3 separate regions of the Homo sapiens genome follow, and all the other regions are linked to region 1. A link is a loop called in an ENCODE intact Hi-C map of the cell type or tissue named here. Cell type or tissue: heart left ventricle. All regions are shown on one strand. Links, peaks and the distances in the headings refer to the core of each region. The heading gives the core; the rest is flanking DNA. Region 1 overlaps SCRT2 (scratch family transcriptional repressor 2). Region 2 has its middle 18 kb from the start of CSNK2A1. Region 3 has its middle 40 kb from the start of SLC52A3.

Region 1 (8,335 bases), core at 141-8,140:
CCAGTCCAGCTGGGGAAGCCAGACGGTCCCTGGGTGAGGCCAAGAGATTAAATAGAATAATAAATAGATAAATAAATAAATACACAAATAAATAACTGGAAGGACCCAGCCGGATGGGGGAAGGGCATTGGCGAGGTGCTCCAGACCTCCCCCCAACAAGTAAGGAAGGGGATCTGTGGCCCTGGGGATGGGGGAAAGTGCTCAGAGAATCTGGGGGTAGGGCAGCTCCAGACTGTGGAAGCCCAGGTTGTGCCGGGGTGAGAGAGGGGTTACATTAGGGGGCAGGGCCCTGAAGTGCCCCTCAAGCCCCCTCCAGGTTAGGTAGACTCAGAGGGGTGAGAGCTGCTAGAGAGGTGAGGGCAGCTGGAGCTGGGGCTGGGAGTGGGTGATGAGATCCCCATGGACTGAAGACAGTAGGAACTGTGTGTGGGAGTGGGGTGTGGGGGTGTGTGTGTGTGTGAATGGCCAGACCTAAGGCCTGAGCATGGATGGGATCAGGGACAGATCGGAGACTTCAAGAAGGGTGAAGATTAGATCCCCAGATGGACACACTCTGGGAGATTCAGCAGAGGCCAGAGGGATGGTCTGGGGTTGGACTGTGGTCTCAGGGCGGCAGGGCCTGCGTCCAGGTGTGGATGGGGAAACTGAGGCAGGTATGGGCGTCAAGGGTATAGGTTTGCGGCTTTCATTGGGGGCTCCAGTAGAGGAATGGTCAGAGAGATTCAGCTGAGAAGCGAGAGAAAAGATCTAGAAGTTAGAAGAGCAGCGCGGGGTCTGGGAGGGAGAAATTTCCGGCTCTGGGGCGCGGGAGAGGTGCGGACCTGGTGCCTGAGTTGGGAGCCTTGAAGGCGCGGACAGGGGGGTCAAGGTCCGAGGGATGGCCGGAAAGGATGAAGTGGGTCGGGGGACGCTGGGGAAGACGGTGTGGAAGTGAGTCGTGGGTTTGGGGGTTGGGGAGAAAAGTTCCGGGCCGGGCCGGGGGTCCCCACGAGAGGGTCATGGGCAGGGAAACGCAGCCGGGGCTGGGCGAGGGCGCTGCGGGCGCAGGTAGGGGGCCCGGGGCGCGTGGAGAGCGAGTTCCGGGCGCGAGGGCGAGGCGGAAGGCTCAGCTGGCCGGGCCGGCGGGGGTCGGCGGGGGTGGCTCGGCCGCCTTGGCGCAGGCCGCCTCGCAGTGCTTGTGGAGGTAGGACTTGAGCGCGAAGCTCTTGTCGCACTGGCGGCAGCGGTAGTGCTTGAAGGCCGAGTGCGTCTGCATGTGCGCGCGCAGGTTGGAGCGGTCGGCGAAGGCCTTGCCGCAGTGCGCGCAGCCGAACGGCTTTTCGCCGGTGTGCGAGCGCATGTGACCCTGCAGCAGCCAGGGCCGCGAGAAGGCCTTGCCGCAGACGCCGCACTTGTGGCGCAGGTTGTGCGTGAGCAGGTGCATGGCGAGCGCGGGCATGGACACGTAGGCCTTGCCGCACGTCGGGCATTTGCGCGCCAGCTGGCTGTCCAGGCTGCGGTGCGTCTGCTTGTGGCGGCTCAGGTTCGACGACGTGGCGTAGGTCTTGCCGCACTCGGCGCACGCGTGCCGGTGCCCGCCGCCCGCCTGCGCCCCCGCGCGCCCCGCGCGCCCCCCGGCGCCCCCCGCGTCTCCCGAGCCCCCCGCGTCCCCGCCGCCCCCGCCCCGCCGCCGCCGCGAGCGCCCGTCCGAGATGAAGAAGGCGTCCATGGAGTAGCTGTCGGTCACTGCCGCCTCCCCTCGGAAGTAGCGCGCCGACAGGCTCGACTGCGGGCTTTCGGGGTCGCTGTACTCCTCCGGCGCCGCCGGCGGGTACGCGGGCTCGGCCGGGGCCAGCTCCAGGCCCGGCTTCTGGTCCGCATCGTAGCTGCTCGGGGGCAGGCGGTGCGGGGCGTACCCTGGAGGGGGCGAGAAGTGGAGGGGCGGTGAGAGGAGGCGCCGAAGAGGGTTTCCCGCTTTGAGCGCGTCACCCTTTGCGCCTTCCAGCTTGGCGCCCCTGTGGCAGCTCCGACAGTGGTGGTCTCCGACCTGCACCTCAGCTCTTCCTGTCAGGCAGCCTGGGTTCAATTCCTTCCTCCATCGACGGCAGTGCAAATAGCCGCCACCCCAACCCACGGAGCATGGGGCCAGCACGGTTGTACAGAGCGTACCTTCACTATCCAGTGCTCACAACCGCGGAGTGATGGTCTTATAATACCCACGCTACAGGTAGAGAAACTGAGGCGCAGAGAGATGCAGCAGTCTAACCTTACAGTCAGGAAGTGATGGAGCCCTTGCCAGTGTGACCCTGAAGCCCATGCTGTCTCTATTCCAACAACATGCTGCCGTTGCAGCCCTGTAACTTCTCTGGATCTCAGTTTTCTCATCTGCAAAATGGAGCTTGTGATTGGACACCTCCTTCCAGGGTCGTTGGAAGGACTGAGTAAAGTGACGATAATAAGCGTGTGTTAAGCTCTTACTGTTTGCCAGACTCTGCCTCGGTGCTTTACGCATGTTAACTCTAATCGTCACAGACCCAAGGAAGTCGGCACTATTGTAATCCCCATTTGATGTGTAAGGAAATGAACAAAGGTGGGGGAGCATACAGTAATTGCTATATAAATGTTAGCTATTATAATTATGCTTTTTACTTGCTTGGAGATAGTTTCCTCCCCCACCACACTGTGAGCTCCCCATGGTTGGATCTGTGTGCCCAGCACATGCCTGGCTCAAAGTAGGTGTGCGATGAATAGATGTTGCATGAAGGAATCACAATCCAGTTAGACCCACCTGCCAGGGTTGCTGAAGCATTTAACAGGGGTCAAGTGTGTGGCATGTAATAGGTGCTACAGAAAGGGGACTTCCTCGCACCTGCTCCCAAGCCTGCTCTAGAAGTCGTCGGAAGTCCGCAGTGAGAATTCCCCTCCCCCTCCTCCTCCCACTTAGCTGGAGTTGGACCAGGAATCCTGTCTGCCAAGGGTTTGAGTGATTGGTGGGTGGGCAGGCTGGGGTCTCCCTGGGGATTCCGTAGGGGATTCTCATGGGCAGGGGCCATTCTGATTTGCCTCTGCCTCCCATGGCCTAGGCTGGTCCTAGCACCTTCCCTGAGACCCTGGGGGCTGGGCTCCCTGGAGAGTTTCTGGCAGACAAACTTTTCATCCTGGCACTTGATGGGCAAGTGATTCCATTGTTCTGTGATTCCACAGAACAATGAAGGTTAGGTCCGTTTGGGAGGTTTCCCACCTGGGGAGTGGGATTTGACCTTCTCCTGGTGACCCCTGAGACCTGTAACCACTCCTCCTTCCCTCCTCCCCTAGCCTCCTTCACTGAAGTGAGCAGGTGGAGGAGGGTTTTGTAAGGGGAAACAGGGTTCAAGATGTTCAGACTTTTAGCTGGGTACTCTGGTCAGCTTTCGTTTCCCACACAGCCTGGCTGATTCAGCCTCCAGGCCTTTGCCTCTCATCTGGAGTTTGGGATGGACACAGGGTGAAGTCTGTGTGCCCCTGAAGGCAAGGGTGTGCCCTTATTTTTACCTCTGTCCCTTCAGCAGCCAGCACAGGGCCCTCTGCACACAGAAGTCATTGTGGATTATGGAAGTGGATGACTCGGAAGCGGGGGGCTCTGTGGTTGGATGTAAAGGGGGATAGTGATAGTGGCAATTTTTTAATCTGGGGAGAGGAGATGCCCAGCCTCTCCGCACCCTATGTCTCCCGTCCCATCTGCCTGTGGTCTGGAGGTCCCCCTGCTTCCCACTCCGGGAACCAGGCCTGGTACTCAGGTCCCAGAACATTCAGGAGTGTTGTTTCAGACTGAGTTAAATACCCGTCAGGCACTCCCAGACCCCCCTCCTTCTCCTTCTGTATTTCCTCACGTTGTAATTCCTGGTGATGATAATAATAGCTAATATTCACTGAGCACTTACTGTGTGCACCAGGCTCTGTGCTAAGTGCTTCGCTCCCATCATCTCACTGAATCATCACAAAACTACTCTCATCACAGATAAGGAAACTGAGGGACAGTGTGGTGATGGCACTTGCTCCAGGGGTGGAGCAAGGATTGGAATCCACTGCCCCCTTGGTTTCCCACATACTGGGAGGTCCTCCAGGAGGGGGCTGTGGCTGAGCTGTTCACCTCCCATTCCCAGGGCCCTAGCTAGTGGGCACTTAATAAGTATTTGTGGAATGAGTGATGATGATTTGCGAGGCCAGCCTCACTCCCCAGCCTAGCAGGACCTGGTATAGACAGTCCTGTTCACCTGGTCTCAGGGCAGGTCTGCATCTCATGTGTCTGGGGCCATGGAAGGGGAAGGGTGGTTTGGTTCTCCAACACAGATTCCAGCTGAGTGCCTTTGGGTGGGTTGTGCTTCAGGTCCTTTTTTTTTAAAATGGGATTTATCTGGAGGGGTGACTGATCACGTAACCAGTGCTTTGAGTTCTATTATTAAAGGATGACATATTGGATAAGAGTAAAACTTTGGTGCCAGACGGCCTGGATTGTTTTGGCTCTACCATTCCCAGCAGTGTGACCTTGGCCAAACGATTTGGCCTCTGTGTGACTCTACCGTTTCAGTAAGGGGTCTGCCAGTAAACAGTATATAAACAAATGATAACCAGCACTCTCAGAGCACTCCTGTGTCAGGCACTCTTACAAGGGCTTTCCACACATGAAAGCATTCTACCCCCATGACACACAAGGTGGTAGGTACCCTTTTATAGAAGAGGAAACCAAGGCACAAGGAAGCTAAGTAACAAGCCTAAGATTGTGCAGCTGATAAGTTAGAGCCAGGATTCCAGCTCAGTGGCTGGCACATTTTAAATCCACCACGCATGTTGGCTGTTATTATGAACAATAATAACAATCTCCCCAGATGGGTTTCTGTGCTGCAGCTTTCTTGGCATCTGCCCCAACACATCGTGCTGCTCCTCTCTGGGCCTCTGTTTCCTCACCCGGGATGTGTAATTTCTATTTCACGTTCTGATGGGAAAATATCTGGTGCATAGTAGGAGCTCCATCAGTGAACCAGAGCGTTCTCCATGAGGTGCTCTGCCCATGGCGCCCTCTGCTGGTGGCCCTCAGCGCTGTTGACTTTCCTCCTGTTGCAAGGGGCTCTTTATGAAGAAATAGGGGTGCCTTCAACAAAGGCTGCTCATTTGCCTAGGGAGGGCTGCAGAAGTGTCTTCAGGATAGGAATTGTGAGCCCAGACCAGACACCCAGTCAGTGGATTTTGGCATGGGTTGAGAGCATCCTGTGAGAGTTTGTGTGGTCATGTTAGGAGGAGGTGGTTCTAACTTGCTTTGTGACTGTGGCCAGGTTGCTTAACCTTTCTGGGCGGAATCTATACATGACAAAGATGGACTGGAATGGTCTAAAGACCCTTTCTGCATCATGGCTGAATCAGTCCCTCCATGATGCTCTTTGTCCCCTCCACTCCCAGCTCCTCCAATTCCACCCCGTTTTCCTCAGATTCACAGACATCTCCCTAGGCAACCTTGGGCAAGTTACTTAACATCTTTCTGCCACACCTGTATAAGGGAGTTCATAATAAGGCTGAATAAATGAATGCATGTAAAGTGCTTAGGACAATGCCTGACACATAATAGCTGCCCTCTTGAGCTGTTATTATTGTTACTGGTAGTATTCCTGTGTTTCCTGGTGATATATCCTTCTAATCTGCCAGAGAGTAGGAGATACACATGGGTGTCTTAGGCTGCTGTGTGACCTTGAGCAAACCACCTCACCTCTCTGAGCCTCAACCCTGGAGACTCCTTTAGGACACTAAAAGCCATACTTTAACCTAATGCATGGAACCCAGACAGGTACCTTCCTCTGCCCTAAGAGTGACTATAGAAGGCTGAGATACCTATCCTGCAACTGACAGGGTGAGACAGGACTCTTGTTTGGGTTCCCACAGAGATAGGGATGAGCTGGGATTCAGAGAAAAGAGAATCTCAGGTGAGATCTCTCATCCTAGCCCTTGAATTCAGGCCGTAGCCATGTGACCTTGGGTAAGTCGCATAACTTATCTGGGCTCAAATCCTCCATTTGAGGAATGTGGACCAGAGGCACCCCTGTCATGTAGGGATATGGGGAGGGCCCAGAAATACTTTGGAGATGTGCACATGTCACCTGGAAATGACTTTGGTTTTCCCTGCCCAAGAGTCTTGATATTTTAGACTGAAGGTCCAGAATCTGTCTTTTTAAAAATCGGTACTCAAAGGAGTGGTGAAAGGGAAATTTATGAGAACTAAGGTGCTGGGCCCTCTGCAGACACTGTCTCATTTAGCTGCCTGACCCCCTGCGGGGATGGAGGGGGATGTGTAACAAATACTGCTACTGCTACTGCTGGTGCTTCCAACTAGCACCAGCCTCCCTGTGAGCCAGACATTGCCCTGTGCCCAGAGGCCCAGAGAGGGGAGAGGATTTGCCCAAGGTCACTGAGAGGGAGGCGGCAGGTTTGAAACCCTCCAAGGCCTGTGTTTTTTCCAAAACACCAGAGAGGGCATGGAGACTTGCTGGGGAAGAGATCTTCAATTGGTAGGGGAAGGGGTGGTGCGTTTCCTCAAACACTCCCTAGTTAGCCTGTGGTGGGGTGGGTGGGGGCACGGGGTGGTGGGGGCATGGAGAAGCTGTTGTGGAAAATGCTTCAGCCTCTTGTAAGTATTTGTAAATCATACTTAATAACAGTAATGCCTATCACTTACTGAGCACTTACTTGGTGCAAGGCATCCTGCTAAATGCTTTGTGCACATTAGCTCATGTCTAAGGTCACTTCCCTCCATGCCCTTGTTCTGCAGAAGCTGAAGCCCAGACAAAGGCCTTGACCCACCTCAGGTCACAAAACAAGTTCTCATCAGAGCTGGGTTGGCCTCCTTTTCTTTCCTTTTTTTCAGTCCAGGACTCCTTTCCCCAGTCTCTCCCAGACTCCCAAGGTGCCAAACTTTCTCCAGGGAATTCCTAGCCTCAGCCTCACCTCTCTGTCCTAAAATGGGCAGAAAAAGACAGGGGCCTGGTGGGGGGCCAGCTTCCCCGGCGGCCCACTTTCCTGAGGAGGGCTGGGCCCTGCTGGGTGGTAGGGGCTGGAGGAGCTGCTGTATGGGTATATTTAGAGCTGCTTCTTGCTGTGCCAGGGCCTCGGGCCTCGAGAATCAGCTCCAGCCAGCTGAGCAGAAAGCCAGGTCTGTCAGCAGCAAAGCGGGATAAAAATAGTTTCTCCTGTCTGCTCACAGAGCTGGGCAAAGGGGCTGGGTACCTCCCCCTCCCCTTATTATAGCATCTTTGTTAGCGGTTCCCTGGGCACTGGACCAGAAATGACACCCACCTCCTCCAAAGGCCTGGCAGCTGGTACATCTGCCCACGGGGAGGAGGTCCCTGTGCCCAAATGAGCAGGGGACAGAGTGAGGTCTGGCCCAACATGACCAACGCTGCATGGCTTGGGGCTGATGCCCACTGACCCAGGCCCAAGGAACTTTGAGAGAATTTCAAGGCTTTTCCCCACCACCCCCATCTCTTGGAATTCCCCACATTCTGGTCTTTCCTGACTGTGACCCAATTCCTGTGGCCTACAGGGAGGTCCAGAGCTCTGCAGGAATCAATAGGAAAGATTTTTCAGGGGGGTATGGAGATGAGAGTGAGTGGCTCAGGGTCTTCATTTGCCCAGCCTGGGTTCGTAGAGTTGCCTCCTGCTCCCTCGGGGGGGATCTCCAGTGGGCCCTTTCTGGGCCTCGTTCCGGAGACTGGGTGTGTTGTGCAGTGCTCCACCTCTTCCCCCGGCCTCCTACTTTCTGCTCTGCCGCCTCTCTCTCTAGAAGGGTGCACTCAGAGGGCCCATTCCAAACCCCTCCCTATCCAAAGGCTGGCCTGGCAGTAGACGCTTCACTTCAGGGGAGTCCACAGCTGGGAAAGAGACCAAGAGGCCCGAGGGACCCCATCTCTCCCGGCAGAGGGCCTCCAGGCTGTGGGGGCCCCTAAAACCTGTGGATGTAGCACCCACTAGGGAGGTGTGACAGGGTGCACCGTTTATGCTCTTGTGACTTTGGGCAAGTCACGGCCTCTCTGTGACCTCAGTTTTGCCTCTGTAGGTTGGAGTGAATCCTCCCCTGCCCCCCGCTGCCCTTTGCCCACTGTGGATTTGTGTGGCCAGAGAGTGCCTTTGGGATGTGTAGATTGCTGTACTGACATAAGGGACTTGGTGTACTCTCTGGCCCTCCTTCAGCAATCAAAGACTGAGACTATCTAAAGTGTGGAAGCTCAGCTCAGGACCCTCACGTCCCTCTCGTAACCCCAGGCTTTAGAGGAAATCAGGGGTTCCCAGATTCCATATCTCACATGGGCCTCATCATTCCACACTTCCACTGAGC
Region 2 (8,335 bases), core at 20-8,019, 110 kb before region 1:
ACTTGGGACATATTTTGGAGCTGGAGTTCACCACAGGGAAACTGAGGCCCAGTGCTTCCAAGGATAGCGCTCCAGCTCTCCCAGCCCAATGGAAGCTTTTAGATACTTCTGCACTGTGGGGGTCACTTGTGGGTGGTTGCATTGGGGGACGAGTGGCCAGGACAGGTGACCTCTGACTTTTGTCTGGTGATGCGTGAGTCTCAGATTGGGCTTTGAAGGAGCCATGGGTACCTTGCTGGGCAGGTGGAGCATGTCCTTAGAGGATCATCCCACCATCCTCACGTAACCCTGCAGGTCTCTTCTCTCTGAGTCATAGTTCTCACACTTGTAACATGAAGAGGGACAGTACCCACTTAGGCGACATCACCCCCTTCTTACAGATGAGACAACTAGGCCAGGTACAGTAGCTCATGCCTGTAATCCCAGCACTGTGGGAGGCTGAGGCAGGCAGATCGCTTGAGCCCACACATTTGAGACCAGCCTGGGCAACATGGCAAAACTCTGAATCTACAGAAAATACAAAGATTAGCTGTGTGTGGTGGCATGCGCCTGTAGTCCCAGCTACTTGGGAGACTGAGGTAGGAGGATCACTTGAGCCCAGGAGGTGGAGGTTACAGTGAGCTGAGATCCACCACTATACTCCAGCCTGGGAGACAGATTGAGACTTTGTCTCAAAAAACAAAAACAAAAACAAAACCACCACCACCACCACAACAAAAAAACCCAAAAGAAAACAGATGAGACAACTGAGCCTCAGTGAAGGGAAGTGGCTCTTTAGGGTCATACAGGAGTAAAGACACAGCCAAGACTAGCACCCAGGCTAGAGCCTGGGCTGTTGACCTTTCTGCTTCATCATTTGCCTCCCATACCTTTCCTGGGCTCGTCAGTCCTGGGGATGCTCAACTCACCCAACACTGTGTTTCAAGCCCAGGGAATCCAGGATCGGTTAGTTCAGTGGTTAGGGGTATGGGCTGCTTGGATTCTATTTCCAGCGCCACCAAGGGGCCTTATTCTGTCTGAACCTTGGTTTTCTCCTCTGCAAAATGGGGCTAACAGTGCATACCCTTGTAGCACTGTTACAAGGTAGGGGAACTGTACAGATGTAATGATTTGTGTATGTGAGTCATTTACAAGCCTTTGGAGTGGCTGGCACCCATCATTGTTTGCTGTTGCTGTGATTATCATGCCATTGGACTGTGGCTTGAAACCCTACAGGCCCAAGGCTCCCTTTAATAGTAGTTATAATGCTTCTTTTCTAAAATAAAATACATGAATAACATAACCTGCTGACGCACATAATTTTTTTTTTTTGAGACCGAGTCTCACTCTGTCATCCAGGCTGGAGTGCAGCGGCACAATCTCGGCTCACTGCAACCTCCGCCTCCTGGGTTCAAGTGATTATCCTGCCTCAGCCTCCCGAATAGGTAAGATTACAGGCGCATGCCACCATGCCCAGCTAATTTTTGTATTTTTAGTAGAGACAGGGTTTCACCATGTTGGCCAGGATGGTCTCGATCTCTTGACCTCGTGATCCTTCCGCCTTGGCCTCCCAAAGTGCTGGGATTACAGGAGTGAGCCACCGCGCCCGGCCATGCATAGTTTTAAACATAAATAATGTCCTAGTTGTAATTTAAAAGAAAATAAAGTGAAAATAATTTAGAATAAATTAATATGTAAATGTTCCAGGACAATGTGTAGAAACCATCACAAAGTAGTTGGGTGGGCTCTGCTCTGGGTGGAATCATTGAGAATCTGCAGGCTGAATTGGTAACGCCGCACTGGCGGCACATGCACTGTGACTGCATGGCTGTGATAGTCTGAAATGTGAGCAGTCTAGGTAAAGTTCTGAACCAAACACAATCCATTCTGTTCCCAATCGCTACAGACTAAATGTTTGTCTCCCCCAAAATCTTACGTCAAAGCCTAATCCCCAGCGTGATGGTATTAGGAGATGGGGCCTTTTGGAGGTGATTAGGTTATGAGTGCAGAGCCCTCATGAGTGGGATTAGTGCCCTTATAAAAGAGGCCCCAGAGAGCTCTGCTGCCCCTTCTACCATGTGAGGACACGGTGAGAAGCCATCTATGAACCAGGAAGCGGTCTTCACCAGACATGGAATCTGCCAGCTCCTGGATGTTGGACTTGCCAGGCTTCGGATCTGTAAGAAATAAATTTCTGTTGCTTATAAGCCACCAGTCTGTGTAATTTGTTACAGTGGCCTGAACTGACTAAGACACCAATTTATGTGAAGGTTGCTTTCCTGGCAGAGTCGCTGTTATTAAAACCAAGCAAACACACATTGTACTGGAAAAGGCAAAACTATAGAGACAATGAAAAGATCAGTGGTTGCCAGGGCTCAGGGGAGGGGAGAGAGGGATGCACAGGTGGAGCACAGGGCATTTTTAGGGCAGGGGACCTCTTCTGTATGATGCTGTAATGGTAGATAAAGGATGTATGTACTTGTCAAAACCCAGCATGGGCCGGGCGCGGTGGCTCACGCCTGTAATCCCAGCACTTTGGGAGGCCGAGGCGGGCGGATTGCCTGAGCTCAGGAGTTTGCAACCAGCCTGGCGCTACAGAAATCCTGCTTCAAATCCAGAAACCCCGTCTCTACTAAAAAACACAGAAAATTAGCTGCGCGTGGCGGCATGTGCCTGTAGTCCCAGCTACTCGGGAGGCTGAGGCAGGAGAATTTCTTGAACCCGGGAGGTGGAGGGTGCAGTGAGCCGAGATCGTGCCACTGCACTCCAGCCTGGGTGACAGAGCGAGACTCTGTCTCAAAAACAAAAAACAAGCAAACAAAAAAACAAAAAAAAACAAAAAATCCCCAGCATGGTAGAACTGTGCAACACAAAGAGTGAACTGTAAGGTAACTGTGGATTTCAGTTAATAATTGTGTGTCAAAATTGGTTTATCAATTGTAACAGATGCACCATGCATTTGCACTAATGCAAAATGTTAATAACAGGAGAAACTGCATGTTTGGAGAAGGAGTACAAGGGAACTGTCTATGATTTCTGTGTCATTTTTCTTTTTCTTTTCTGAGAGAGGGTCTTGCTCTGTCCCCCAGGCTAAAGTACAGTGGCACGATTAGAGTCCACTGCAGCCTCAAACTCCTAGGTTCAAGCAATCCTTTAGCCTCAGCCTCCCAAGTAGCTAGGACCACACACATGTGCCACCATGCTAGGGAAATTAAAAAAAAAAATTGTGGAGACAGGTTCTTGCTATCTTGCTCAGGCTGGTCTCAAACTCTTGGCCTCAAGCAATCTCCCCATCTCGGCCTCCCAAAGCACTGGGATTACAGGCGTGAGCCAGTGTGCCCAGTCTCTGCACAGTTTTGCTCTAAGTCTAAAACTTCTCTAAAAAAGTAGTCTATTAAACATAAAAAACAAAATGAAAACCCCCACACATTGTGTTTATATGTAAAATAGAATTCGGTCCTTGGCTCAGATAATTAAAAACAAGGTTTTTACCTACACTAATTACCAAAGGGAGATTTGAAAATCATGACTTGAGATGCACTGCAGGATGTCTGCACCCTTGCTCCCCTCCTGCATGGCCGGGGCACCCCCTGGTCACTGGGAACTCTCCAACACTCTTGGTGACATTGCCCCCTTGAGGATCTCTGCACTGGATCTTTGCTCCCTCTCCTGCAGAACCCACAACTGCTGACTTACTGATCTTGGGTGATGTCTGATTAAAAAGTCTCCCCAGGCTTAGGAAACTCAAGGTGCCACTGTGGACACAGCTCCCACATTTCAGCTTCCAGAAATCCTGCTTCAAATCCAGATCCCAGCACTCCCTCATTATGTGGACTTGAATGAGTCACATCAATTTATTGAGCTTCAGTTTCCCCATTGATGGGAAAAAGGGTGATTGATAATACCTGCCATACTTTATATTCATAATGAATATAATGAGTATATTCATTAACTCAGTAAATATATATTGAACACCTACTGTCTGTGCTGAGAATTCAACAGCGAGCAGAACAAACATCTCTGCCTTATTGGAGCTTATGGTCTCGTGATGGGGACAGACAAAAATCAAACAAATATATGAGATAATGTCAGTGATAAATAAAAATAAGGCAGAGTCACAGATGGAAAGAGGGTAGGGCAAGGGATCCTTGGTAAGTGTCGTCCTGGATGGCTTCCCAGAGGAGATGGCATTTGAACAGGGCTGGGAATGAAGTGAAGGAACGTGCCACGAAAGTCTCAGGGCGAAGAGGCAACAGCAAACACCAAAACCCTGAGGTGGGAATGTGCTTGGTGAATTCGAGAAACAGCAAGGAGGCCAGTGAGGCCGGTGGGGAGTAAGAGGGAAGAGAAAGTGAGGACAGAGAGATCTGGAGAAGCCAGACTCTGTAAGGAATTGGGGGTTTATCCCAAGTGCAGCAGGGAGAAAACTTGAAGAGTTATTTACTGGGGAAGGCTTCCTGTGTTGTGTGCCCTTGCAGGTGAGAAAAGGTGATGAGCCCACTCTAAAGCCAACTCTATGGCCCATGACCGTGGTCTGGGACACTTTGAGCAGAAAGCGTCCTGTTCTCCTTGGAGTCAAAGGATTGGTGACAGTGTCTGCCATGCTGTAGTTTCCACAAAATACCACCAGGTGACGACTCTGGGTCACGCTTCTAACTTGTGGGTTCTTGATTCCTGGAGGGCTTTTGCTAAAACACAGACTGCTCCTGGCCCCAGCCTTCCAAAGCGCTGGATTACAGGTGTGAGCCACCACACCTGGCCTGACAGCCATGTTTTTAGCTTTTAAAAGCAAAACTTTGGCATTAGCACTATCTCTGTGAGAGGGGCCGATCATTCCTGTTTTCCAGATGGGTCTATGAGGCTCAGAGAGGAGAAATCATTGTCTCCATGAGCAAAAGTGATAAAACTGGCACTCGGCCCCCATGTCTGCCTGACTTCAAGGCCCCCAATCCTTCAGGGATGCCACACCCATGTGCCCAGTGAGGCTCTGGGAATTTTAAAAACTCATCCAATTTAATCCTTACAACTGAACAAATCCCATGCAACGTTAATGTCTCCATTTTAGAGATGAGAAAACTGAGGACTAGAACTGAGAAATAAGTCACCTGATGTCGCTGAGCTGTTCTAAGGCTGACATCATGCATTTTGGAGTCAGAGAGACCTGAATCTCAACTCTAGCTCACACTCTCCCTAGCTATGTTCACCTGATTTCTCTGAGCCACAGTTTAAGATGGGAATAAGAGCCCCTCCTGCTTGGTAGCTGTTGGTAATATTTATGAACAAATCTAGGCCTGGGGCCTCTTAGGCTTACAGTGGCACCAGCCTCTTCTGTTCTGGAATCAGGAGGGAAAGTGATTGACCCGGCATTGGCCATCCCTGGCCTGGCTGGGATCAGAAGGGTCCTGGAAGGATAGGCAGTACCCGGCAAAGACTGGGGAGGGAGCTTGCTTAGCAGAGGTGTGAGGGACCTCACAGGAGTCCCCACAGGGTGTCCAGGTAGGCATAGGTATGGACGGCTGGACAGGGACTCCAGTTGGCCAACCAAGAACAGGGATAGAGCTTGGGCTTTGGGGTCAGGCAGCTTGAAGCTCTGGGTTCCAGCTCCCAGATCTGTAAAGTGGAACAGTAATGACTCTTCCCTGTTTTGGATTATTGAGAGGACCCCGGGGAACAGTGGGCTCAGCTGGAGGGATGACATTCTAAAGTGTTCTCTGGGACCTTAACCCCAGTCTCACAGGAGATGGGCCTTTGACTGTGGCCTTTCTGAAACCTGAGAATGTTAATGGTCACATAACGTTAGTAACAGTGATGGCAGATAACATCTGTCATGGATTAGAGGCCACTGGGAGGTTCTCCCTCACAGTTCTGGGTTCTTTGGATCAGAAACATGGCACAAACACACAGCCAAGGGTGGTTTAGGGCCTTGCAACTTACAAAGTCCTTCCATAGCATTGCACTGCACCCTGTGTTAAGATAAATTCTCCAAGCTTTAAGCACTCTGCTAAGTGCTTGACAGGCCTTATTTTATTCTTCCAAAACACTTTGAAGTGGGTGTTGCCTTGACCCCCATTCTTCAGCTGAGGAAATGGGAGGCATAGTGAGGTCAAGTGACTTGCCTAAGGCTACTCAGCTGGAACGTAGAGCGCCTCATCCCATGCTTGACTCTGAGTAGAGCAAGGGTTGCACAGCAAGTCAGAGGCTGAGAGGGCCTTGGAAGGACCCGAGGCTCCCCTAGCCACTCCTGCCTGGCACCGATTCCTCCAATCCCACCTGGAAGTGGCTGGAAGTGAGAGGGAGAGGCGGTAGGGGTGCTGAGCCTGAAGGGAGGTTTCAGGACTCAGGCTAGGAAGGCAGAGAAGGAGAGGAGGGACGGAAGTGCCCCTTCCCCCTAGAGCCACTGAGGGGAGAGATAAAGGCATGAGGAGATGTAGCTGGGGCCAAGACAAGGAGGAAGAGAAGAGCTCAGGAGCTAGAAGGAACAACTATCTGGGGAGGAAGCCCCGTTCCAAGAGAGAAGGCCAGGGATGGGAAGGGGTGGGCCAGGCCCTTGGGCTGGGGTCCTGGGTCCCAGTTTTAGCAGGTAGCAAGACCCCGAACTGGATAGAGGGTTGCCTTCAGTAGATACCCTATCATTCCTGTGTTATGAGAGGTTGGGGCCACTTGAGGTGAGCCCAGGATTCAGCCTTCGAGGCTCAACACACTTGAGTCCAGCTGAATGACAGAATGAGCCATAGGACACTGTCCCAGGCCTGACTTCCTTCCTTCAACAAATATCTATGGAGGATTCACCAAGGGCCAGGCTGGGCTCCCAGCAGGAAACAAAGTCCCTCTGAAGAGAGACTAACACCTTCGTTAAGGAGCCCCCAATCTCATAGGAGAGATGGACAAAAAGCAGAAAATGAATTGGTATCCAGTATCACTTTTGGCTGTAAAGGTGATCAGGGGAAAATGAATGGATTGGAGTCTACCTATTTTGTGATGGCGGTCAGGGAGGGCCCCTCTGAGAAGGTGTCATCTGCACAGAGGCCTGAAGGAGATGAGGCAGTAGCTATGAATCTGGGGGAAGAGCATTTCAGGCAAGCGCAAAGGCCAGGGCAAAGGCCTTGAGGCAAGAAGATGCTGCTGTGGAGGAAGGAGGGCACCAAGCAAGGAGGCCAGTGTGGCTGCTGGTGAGAGATAAGAGAGTGAAGGAAGATGAGGGTAGAGTCCGGGGGGCAGATCACATAGGGCCTCAAAGGCCACTCTATGGATTTTAGCTGCATCTCATGTGACATGGACATTGAAGGATTTTTATGTGTGTGTGTTTGTTTGTTTGTTTGTTTTTGAGAGGGATTCTCGCTCTGTCACCCAGGCTGGAGTGCAGTGGCACATCTCGGCTCACTGCAACCTCCACCTCCCACATTCAAGCGATTCTCTTGCCTCAGCCTCCCAAGTAGCTGGGATTACAGGTGTGTACCACCACGCTTGGCTAATTTTTGTATTTTTAGTAGAGACAGGGTTTCACCATGTTGGCCAAGCTGGTCTTGAACTCCTGACCTCAACTGATCCACCTGCCTCGGCCTCCCAAAGTGCTGGGACTACAGGTGTAGGCCACTGTGGCCTGTGACATTGGAAGGTTTTGAGCAGAGGTATGTGTTGTGACCTGACTCAGGTTTTACCAGAATCCCCCTGAGAGATGTTCTGGCCACCACTGAAGAAGACTGGAGGGTAGAGCAGGCAAGGGCTGATGCAGGGAGCCCAGTGAGGAGGCTGGTCAATGAGCACAGCAGTTTGGCCAACGATCTGGGGTGCTAAATATCAACAGAAACAAAAATATTTATTGCATGCTTTCTGTGGGTCACAAACTATTCTAAGTGGTTGCTTGACATGGAATGCTTTTAATCTTCAGTACAGATTTTAGGTAGATCATATTTTTGTACATTTATGTCTATTTGTCTCTGGACTGATTTTTTTTTAATTGAGATGAAATTCACATAATATAAATCAACCATTTGAAAGTATACATCTCAGCGGCATTTAGTATATTCACGACATTGTACAGCCACACTTCTGTCTAGTTCCAAAATATTTTCAACACCCCCCCCAAAGAAACTTTGTACCCATCAAAGATAGATGATATTTTTATCCTAATTTTACAGATGAACAAGCAGAGGCGTGGACAAGCAGAGTCACGTGCCCCAGGTCACACAGCCAGGAAATGGAACAAGCTGGCCACAGGTGTTGGGAGGAACATGTTGACAAGCTGCCCAGGATGGCCTGGAGGCCCCTTCGGGGTCCCCCAGGTAATAGCACCAAACTGCCTTTTATTTTTATTTATTTATTTTGAGACAGAATTTTGTTCTTGTCACCCAGGTTG
Region 3 (8,335 bases), core at 64-8,063, 61 kb after region 1:
GGCTTCCTTGTCATCTACCTGCGTGACCCTGCATGAAGGGTATGCCCAGCCCTCAGCTGGACTGCCAGCCCCACAGGCACCCTTGGTGCCCACCACACAGCAGGAGCTCATCCACAGATGGGCACAAATAGTGATACCAGACAGTGCCTCTGAGTCCTTGCTGTGCTAGGCACTGTTCTAAGTGCAAATTCCGTTCATCTTCACAGCAACCCTTGCAGTGGGGGCTGTTAACCCCATTTTAGAGATGAGCAAACTGAAACACAGAAAAGCATAGGAAATTGCCCAAAGTTGAATGAATGAATGAATGAATACAATGACAACTTAGGAAGGAAGGCATTTTACTGAAGAGTGACAGGCCCACGGTCACACAGATAGTAAGTGGAAAAAAATCAGGGCTGGAACTCATGACTCCAACATCACCTCCCACCTGTCCATAAGCCCAGTGACAGCAAGGCTGGCACTCCCTCACACTTGGGGTTGAGGCCAGTAAGAGCTGCATTTGTGGAACACTGGCCAAAGCAAACCCTCTGTGCTGAGGGCACTTCAGCCAGTGTCTCAAGCCTGTCTGCACTTCTTCTTTTTTTTTTTTTTGAGACAGACTCTCACTCTGTTGCCCAGGCTGGAGTGCAGTGGCGCAATCTCGGCTCACTGAAACCTCTGCCTCCCCGGTTCAAGCCATTCTCCTGCCTCAGCCTCCTGAGTAGCTGGGATTACAGGCACGTGCCACCATGCCCGGCTAATTTTTGTATTTTTAGTAGAGATGGCATTTTGCCATGTTGGCCAGGCTGGTCTCAAACTCCTGACCTCAGGTGATCTGCCTGCCTTGGCCTCCCAAAGTGCTGGGATTACAGGCGTGAGACACCATGCCCAGTCAACTGAAGTTCTTTGAGAGTACTGTTCCCATTTTCCAGATGAGGAGCCTGAGGCCCAGCGAAGGCGAGCAACATGGCCAAGGTCACACAGCCAGTAGGTGTGATTCCAAAGTCCCACTTTCTGTCTTCCATCAGGTAGTACTATCTGCCTTCCACTATGGAGGGAATGTCCCATTGGGAGACGCCTAGGATGGGGGCTAAAGAAAGACAGGCAGGCCCGACACCAGCCTCTCTCTCTTCTGTCTGCTGTCAACACTATATCTTGGTGCCATTCTGCCCACTATTTGTAGAGAGGCCTGGGTACCAGCCTCTTCACTTTGTCCTGGAGGCCAGGCCAGGCAAGGATCACTGTACCCACTTTTCTTTCCTTCCTTCCTTCCCTCCCTCCCTCTCTTTCTGCCTTTTTATTAAGGTATAAACCACACAAAATAAAGTACATAGAGCCAGGTGTGGTGGCTCACGCCTGTAATCCCAGCACTTTGGGAGGCCGAGGGACCCCCCAGCCAAAGCCTGGAGCTCAGAACACAAATGCTCCCCTTGTTGAGAGTGGGGAAAAAAATCTCTTTTCAGGTGCCAGCCTTAAAAAGAAAGAACAAAAAAGGTAACTCACAGATGACCGTGATATGTGACGTGCATCTGAGCCCTTCACACAACCACAGAACTAACTGTCTGCAGCTGCCACAACAGCTGACCCCTCTGCCAGGCAGAGTTTGCTATCAACCAGTAACAGCTCCCAGAGGTTTTGTTATCCCTCTGTAGAAATGGAGGCTTGAGGCCAGGTGCAGTGGCTCATGCCTGTAATCCCAGTACTTTGGGAGGCTGAGGCAGGCGGATAACCTGAGGTCGGGAGTTCGAGATCAGCCTGACCACTATGGAGAAACCCTGTTTCTACTAAAAACAAAAAATTAGCCAGGCGTGGTGGCGCATGCCTGTAATCCCAGCTACCAGGGAGGCTGAGGCAGGAGAATCACTTGAACCTGGGAGGCGGAGGTTGTGGTGAGCCGAGATCGTGCCATTGCACTCCAGCCTGGGCAACAAGAGCGAAAGTCCATCTCAAAAAAAAAAAAAAAAAAAAAAAAAGAAATGAAGTCTTGATTGACTGAAGTAGGAGGAGCCAGCGCACAGGCTTTGGAGGCAGAAGAGCTGGGACCAGCTCTGGAGGTTTGGGAACATGACTCCACCTCCCCGAGCCTCGTACTGCTGACCAGATTGCTTTTGCAAGCATTGTACTACATCTTCACACAATGCTGGGAGGCAGCTGTTACCAACCCCATCTTACAGCCGGAGACCCTGAGGCTCAGGGAGGTAAGGGATGTGTGCAGAGACATGCACAAAGTGGAAAAATGTGAAAACAGACCTCATCGTGCAGTGTTATTGTGCAATTTGAATTGAATGAGGGATAAGAATGTGAATGGATGCAGTCCACAGTAGGTGCTTAAGTCTTGCATGGGGTCTAATAGCCGGTGAGTGGCAAAAGGAGAACTTGTACCCAGATCTGCCTCACCCCAGAGCCCACCTCTGAGCCTCTTCATCCATGGGAAGCCATCATCAGCATGGTGCCTGGCACCGAGTGAGCCTTTGAGAAAGGGTAACTGGGTCAAAAATTATTTTCAGAAAGTTGAAAACATGGATCTTATACAAATGTATAGTGAGCACATGTCAAAGTGTTATTTAACTCATTAAGGATGGAACCGGTAGGATGGCAAAGCTGACTCAAAGGAGGATAAAATGGCAAAGTTAGCTACGACATAGGTTAATGTCTTACAGGGCACCAAAACCATAAGCTTTAGCGTTATTTCTTCTACAGGTCAGAAATCATTTGCAACTCGTGCACTTTTTACAAGTTACCAGGTAACTTTGCTTAGGATCAGGTGACCCAGGCTCATCGGACACTGCCTTCGCTTGATATTGAAAGGGCACACAGACACCCTTTTTGTCTTATTTCCAAGTTTTGGATATTTTTTCTTTACAGTTATTATCATTCCACTTCTCTCTGACGAAAGGCTGTTCACAGGCCTCACAGGTTCCCAGGAGCCCAGGGACACGCAGACCCCACCCCACCCATTCACACAAGGACTCAAGGACAGAGCCTCTACCCACAGATGAACTTGGGTGGTGCACAGGCACACGAGCTTGATGGCAGGGCACGCCCAGGCTGAAGGGGCCGGGTGGGAGCTAAAACGTGTGGTCTATGGTAGCCCAGCCTCTTTCCTCAGCAACCACGCCATGAAAAGATCCCTACATTATTTGTCAGGTAAAATAAAGCGACCCGTAGCTAGTGGCGCGAGATTCTATCCAGCTTAATACGTGTGTATGTGCAGACACATTTATGAGTGTGCATGCAGAGAAAACTCTCTGGGGAAATACCCCCTGAACTGACAGCCATGGGGAGTGAGGGTGAAGCGGAAACAATCTTGTAAAAGAAATTCAAAAACCGAAGCCCACTGCATTGTTTAAATTGGTTACGTCCAACTTGTTTTCCTGTGTTATCTGTCGCCTGTTAATACACACACACAAACACACACATAATAGAATGGGATAGAATATCTATATATATCTAATATATATAATATCTAATATATATAATATCTAATATATATAATATCTAATATATATAATATCTAATATATATAATATATATATAGAGAGAGAGAGAGAGCGAGAGAGAGAGAGAGAGGGAGAGACGGAGTTTCGCTCTTGTTGCCCAGACTGGAGTGCAATGGCGCGATCTCGGCTCACCGCAACCTCCGCCTCCCGGCTTCAAGCGATTCTCCTGCCTCAGCCTCCCGAGTAGCTGGGATTACAGGCGTGCGCCACCACGCCTGGCTAAATTTTTTTTTTTTTTTTTTAATTTTTAGTAGAGACGGGGTTTCTCCGTGTTGGCCAGGCTGGTCTCGATCTCCCGACCTCAGGTGATCCGCCCGCCTCGACCTCCCAAAGTGCTGGGATTACAGGCGGGAGCCACCGCGCCCGGCGGGATATTATATTTCCATAAGGCCCTCCGGGGGCCTGGGAACGGACTGGTGCTTGCGTGCGGGGCTTTTCCACTGGTTCCCTTCCGTACTCGGGCTTCCCCCGCTGTTGTTACTCCCTCAACGGGAACACAACTCCACCGCCGCCTCCGGGACACACCCCCGCCGCGTGGGCCGGGGTCCGGGACGCGCGCTCAGCTCGGCCCCGCGGGGGCGGCGCAGGAGGGAAGGGGGTGCGGACCCCGGAGGCGCCGCAGGAAGCCCTCGCCCACCCTTCCCGGCCGGGCCGGGTCCGCAGCTGACGGTGGGGGTGGGGAGCAGACGGGCGGGGCGCCGGCCGGCTTGGGGGTCCCCTGGTCCCGTCCAGGGGGCTCGGGCCGACTCCGGGCCAGCTGCGGAGGCGGGGGAGGGGACCCCGCTTTCCATGGCAGTGCCGAGGCGGCGCGCACAAAGGCGCCGCGATCAGCGCTTCATCGGTTCGAGTCAATTATCTGAGGCGCGGAGGCGGCGGGCGGGGCGAGGCGATTCCCCGGTGGGGCTGCGGAGCGCGGCGCCGAGACTCAGAGGAGGGGGCGCTGGGGAAGCGGCTTCTCCGTCTCCTGCTCCGCCCCGGGCTTCGTGGCGAGGCGCCGTCGCCCCCTGGTGGGGCCTCATCCATTCCTCGCTCACTCGCTCGTTCACCTTTTTCTCAACCTTACAGCGGGTGGCTCTACGGTACGAGCTGAGGGTGAAGTGCTGAGAACAGGGCAAGCGGGCCGTACCTTTAAATGCCCTGTCGGGAGCTGGGCCCCTCTGAGTGGCCAACCTCACCAGGAAAGGGCGCTCAGCCTCGCGCTGCAGATGGACTTGGAAGCAGACCGTCAGAATGCAGCCCTCCCTGCACGTGATAGAGTAAGGGCCGCACAGGGGATGAGGGCCCGGGGAGGCCCTTCGGGAGAGGAAGAGTCCCAGATGGCTCTCTGGAGGAAGTCTGGCCTAAGATGACCAGGTGAAGGGGTGGGGGTCCAGGGAGATGAGGGCGTTGCAGGTAGAGGTTTCAGCTATTGCAAAGGGGTTGCAGTACGGGCAAGTAAGGTGCACTCTGGGGAGAGTAACCTGTACTTACTGTGCGAGGGGAAGGGAGGTGATCAGTGAGGTAGGTAAGTGGGCCAGGGCCAGATGGCACAGGGCCACCTGCAAGCGTGGGCTGAGGGTGGGTTGTCAGGTCGTTTCATCATTTCCAGTTTATCCTTCTCCCCTTTAGATTTGGAGAGGATTTGGCTGCCCTCACCCTTGTAAGGGTTTAGGCATCATTCGCCCTTGACTCCTGTCCAGTTGTCTCACTGGTCTCCCTGTATCCCTTATTTTGCCCTTCAATCTGCCTGCACCCATCCTCCAAAATGACCTTTTTAAAAGCAAAGCTCGGTGGCACTACTTTTCAAAATCACAAATGCACAGGATCTGTAACCTGCTGGTTGCACATGACAGAAACCGCATAATAATCATGGGTTAGGCCGGGTGTGGTGGCTCAAGCCTGTAATCCCAGCACTTTGGGAGCCTGAGGCAAGCGGATCACTTGAGATCAGGAGTTCGAGACCAGGCTGGCCAATATGGTGAAACCCTGTCTCTACTAAAATACAAAACTTTGCTGGGCGTGGTGGTGTACACCAGCTACTCAGGAGGCTGAAGCACGAGGAGAATCGCTTGAACCCAGGAGGCAGAGGCTGCAGCGGGCTGAGATCACACCACTGCACTCCAGCCTAGGTGACAGAGCGAGGCTCCTTCTAAAAAAAAAAAGAAAATAAAAAAAAAGTCCTGGTGTTAGAGGCATTTTTCTTTTCCTCCTCCTCCTCCTCCTGCTCCTCCTCCTCCTCCTCTTCTTCTTCTTCTTTTCTGAGACAGAGTCTCCCTTTGTCACCCAGGCTGGAGTGCAATGGTGTGATCTTGGCTCACTGCAACCTCCACCTCTTGGGTTCAAGCGATTCTTCTGCCTCAGCCTCCAGCTAATTTTTGTATTTTTAGTAGACATGGGGTTTCACCATGTTAGCCAGGCTGGTCTTGAACTCCTGACCTCAGGTGATCCACCCGCCTTGGCCTCCCAAAGTGCTAGGATTACAGGTGTGAGCCACCACACTCAGCCAATAGAGGCATTTTTCTGTCATGTAAATAAAGTCTAAAGCAGGCAGTCTAAAACTGGCATGGTGCTCTACGGTTCAGGAACCTAAACTCCTTTTGTCTTATTATGCTACCCCCTCAGTACATGGTTTCCACTTCATGGCCCAACATGGCTGCTCAAACAGCAGCCCTCACATCTGCATCCCCAGATGGAGAGTCTTTTTTTTTTTTTGAGATGGAGTCTCCCTCTGTCACCCAGCCTGGAGTGCAGTGGCCTGATCTTCGCTCACTGGAATCTCTGCCTCCCAGGTTCAAGTGATTCCCCTGCTCAGCCTCCTGAGTAGCTGGGACCACAGGCACGTGCCACCACACCTGGCTAATTTTTTGTATTTTTAGTAGAGATGGGGTTTCACTGTGTTAGCCAGGATGGTCTCGATCTCCTGACCTTGTGATCCACCCACCTCGGCCTCCCAAAGTGCTGGGGTTACAGGTGTGAGCCACCGCGCCCAGCCCCCAGATGGAGAGTCTTTTAGTCATTAGAAAGGAGAAAGGAGCCAAGGAGGGAGGGAGGTTCCCTTAAAGACTCTTTCGGAAGTCACATACAATCTTCTTGTTGATGTTCCATTGGCTAAACTTGATCACATCACTACACTAAGCTACAAAGGAGGCTGAGAAATATGATCTGTGTTCTAGGCACCATGTGTCCAGATGAAAATTGAGGCTCTTATTTCAAAGAAAAAGTTCAGTCCATGGCCAGGCGTGGTGGCTCATACCTGTAATCCCAGCACTTTGGGAGGCCGAGGCTAGTGGATCACCTGAGGTCAGGAGTTCGAGACCAGCCTGGGTAACATGGAAAAACCCCGTCTCTACTAAAAATACAAAAATTAGCCGGGTGTGGTGGCATGTGCCTGTAGTCCCAGCTGCTCAGGAGGCTGAGGCAGGAAAATTGCTTGAATTTGGGAGGCACAGGTTGCAGTGAGCTGAGATCACGCCACTGCACTCCAGCCTGGGTGACAGAGCAGAACTCTGTCTCAAAAAAAAAAGTATCAGAAAAAGCGCAGTCTGGATATTGGGAAATGACCATCAGTCTATGCATGCTCAGGAGTTCCATGTCTAGCAGTGTGTCCTATAGGTTTGCTTAACCCATGTGACATTTGACACGTTTACAAGGTTATTCACTGCAGCATTGTGACAGCAAAAGACTGGAAACAACCTAAGTGTCCTGTAATAGGGGACTGGTTAAACAAATTATGGGACATTTATACAATGGAGAATGATGGCCACAAACACACATGAGGAAACTCTCAATGCAGTGATATGAAATGGTATTTAAGATGTTTCACTTTGGAAAACAGTTTGGCAGTTTCTTATAGAGTTAAACATACATCTCTCCTATGACCCAGCAAGTTCACCTCTAGGTTTTTGCTCAAAATAAAAATATATATGTATATATAGCTCCACAAGGACTTCTATGCAAATGTTCAACAGAGTTTAACATGTGATAGACAACAATTGGAAGTGACCCAAGATCGAACAGCCAATGAATGGATAAACTGGTGAGTCAAATATTACACTGGAGTTTAAATGAGTGATCCAATGTCTGCAACCACATGGATGAATCTCAAAACATGCTGAATGAAAACAAGCTGGATACAAAAAATAGCATGTTGTAATGATGCCGTTTATATGAAATTCTAGAAGAGGCAAAACAGACCAATCTATGATGACAGAAAGCAGAGCAGTGGCTGCCTCTGGGGTGGAGGGATGGACTGGGAAGGAGCATAAAAGAATTTCTTGGGATGCTGGAAATGTTCTGTATCATGATTGGGGTGTTGATTACACAGGTGCATTTCACTGCATGTAAATTATACCTTGATATTTTTAAAAAGCAGGGTGCAGAACAATGTTTAAATTATGGAATCCGGTATGTTTAAAAAGCAAGGAAATTTGCTTGTATCTGCATTGACTGTCTAGAAGAGACTTGTAATAGTGATTGTCGGTGGGAGAGGAACTGGGTAGCTGGGGGCTGGGGAAAAGGGACACTTTGGGCCATACCCTGTTATACCTGTTGAATCTTAAACCAGTTGAATGTACTACCTAATTAAAAACTAAAACTGAAAAGATCAGTTAGATGCACACGTGACATCACCACATTCATGTTTTAAATCTCCTAATGGCTCTTCCCGGCAATCTGGACGAAGTTCAGACTCTGAGCTGTCCTGGCCTTATGTGGCCCCACTCAGGCAGCATCCTCTCCAACCACTTTTCTGTTCCCTGCAGAGACAGCTCAGTGCCTGGCTCCCTCTGGTTGGCCTAAGTGCATATGTGCCATTCCCTGAGTGCTCAGCTCCTCGGTGAATTCTCCCCAGCCCCCTGCCTGAGTTGGTCCCTCGGGTC

What was found. A loop is a pair of places that touch in the nucleus more often than their neighbours do. Peaks named below come from ENCODE experiments on the same cell type or tissue, not always from the same donor. Only the 100,000 strongest peaks of a DNase experiment are listed, where the experiment ranks them.
Region 2: it touches region 1 in a loop (4-fold over the local background); 27 of 110 quality-filtered maps call a loop at or near these places.
Region 3: a loop joins it to region 1, with 3 times the contacts of the local background. A loop is called at or near these places in 52 of 110 quality-filtered maps.

What each region holds. Positions count from the first base shown.
Region 1 is chr20:662,566-670,900 of GRCh38, forward strand. SCRT2 (scratch family transcriptional repressor 2) reads right to left here. Exons shown (of 2, transcript NM_033129.4): 2 at 1-1,896. The coding sequence ends at 1,106. Among named protein-coding and RNA genes, the nearest start is that of SCRT2, 9.1 kb to the right of the region's middle. RefSeq lists an enhancer at 1-169. In heart left ventricle, for the core only: a CTCF peak has its summit at 5,039 (motif pointing left); DNase peaks (open chromatin) are centred at 5,037 and 7,112; H3K27ac peaks cover 1,779 bases; H3K27me3 peaks cover 4,704 bases.
Region 2 is chr20:557,281-565,615 of GRCh38, forward strand. No RefSeq gene overlaps it. Among named protein-coding and RNA genes, the nearest start is that of CSNK2A1, 18 kb to the left of the region's middle. In heart left ventricle, for the core only: CTCF peaks have their summits at 4,610 and 4,816; no DNase peak of the experiment used is centred there.
Region 3 is chr20:724,084-732,418 of GRCh38, forward strand. No RefSeq gene overlaps it. Among named protein-coding and RNA genes, the nearest start is that of SLC52A3, 40 kb to the right of the region's middle. In heart left ventricle, for the core only: a CTCF peak has its summit at 4,479 (motif pointing left); a DNase peak (open chromatin) is centred at 4,455; H3K4me3 peaks cover 895 bases; H3K27me3 peaks cover 2,581 bases.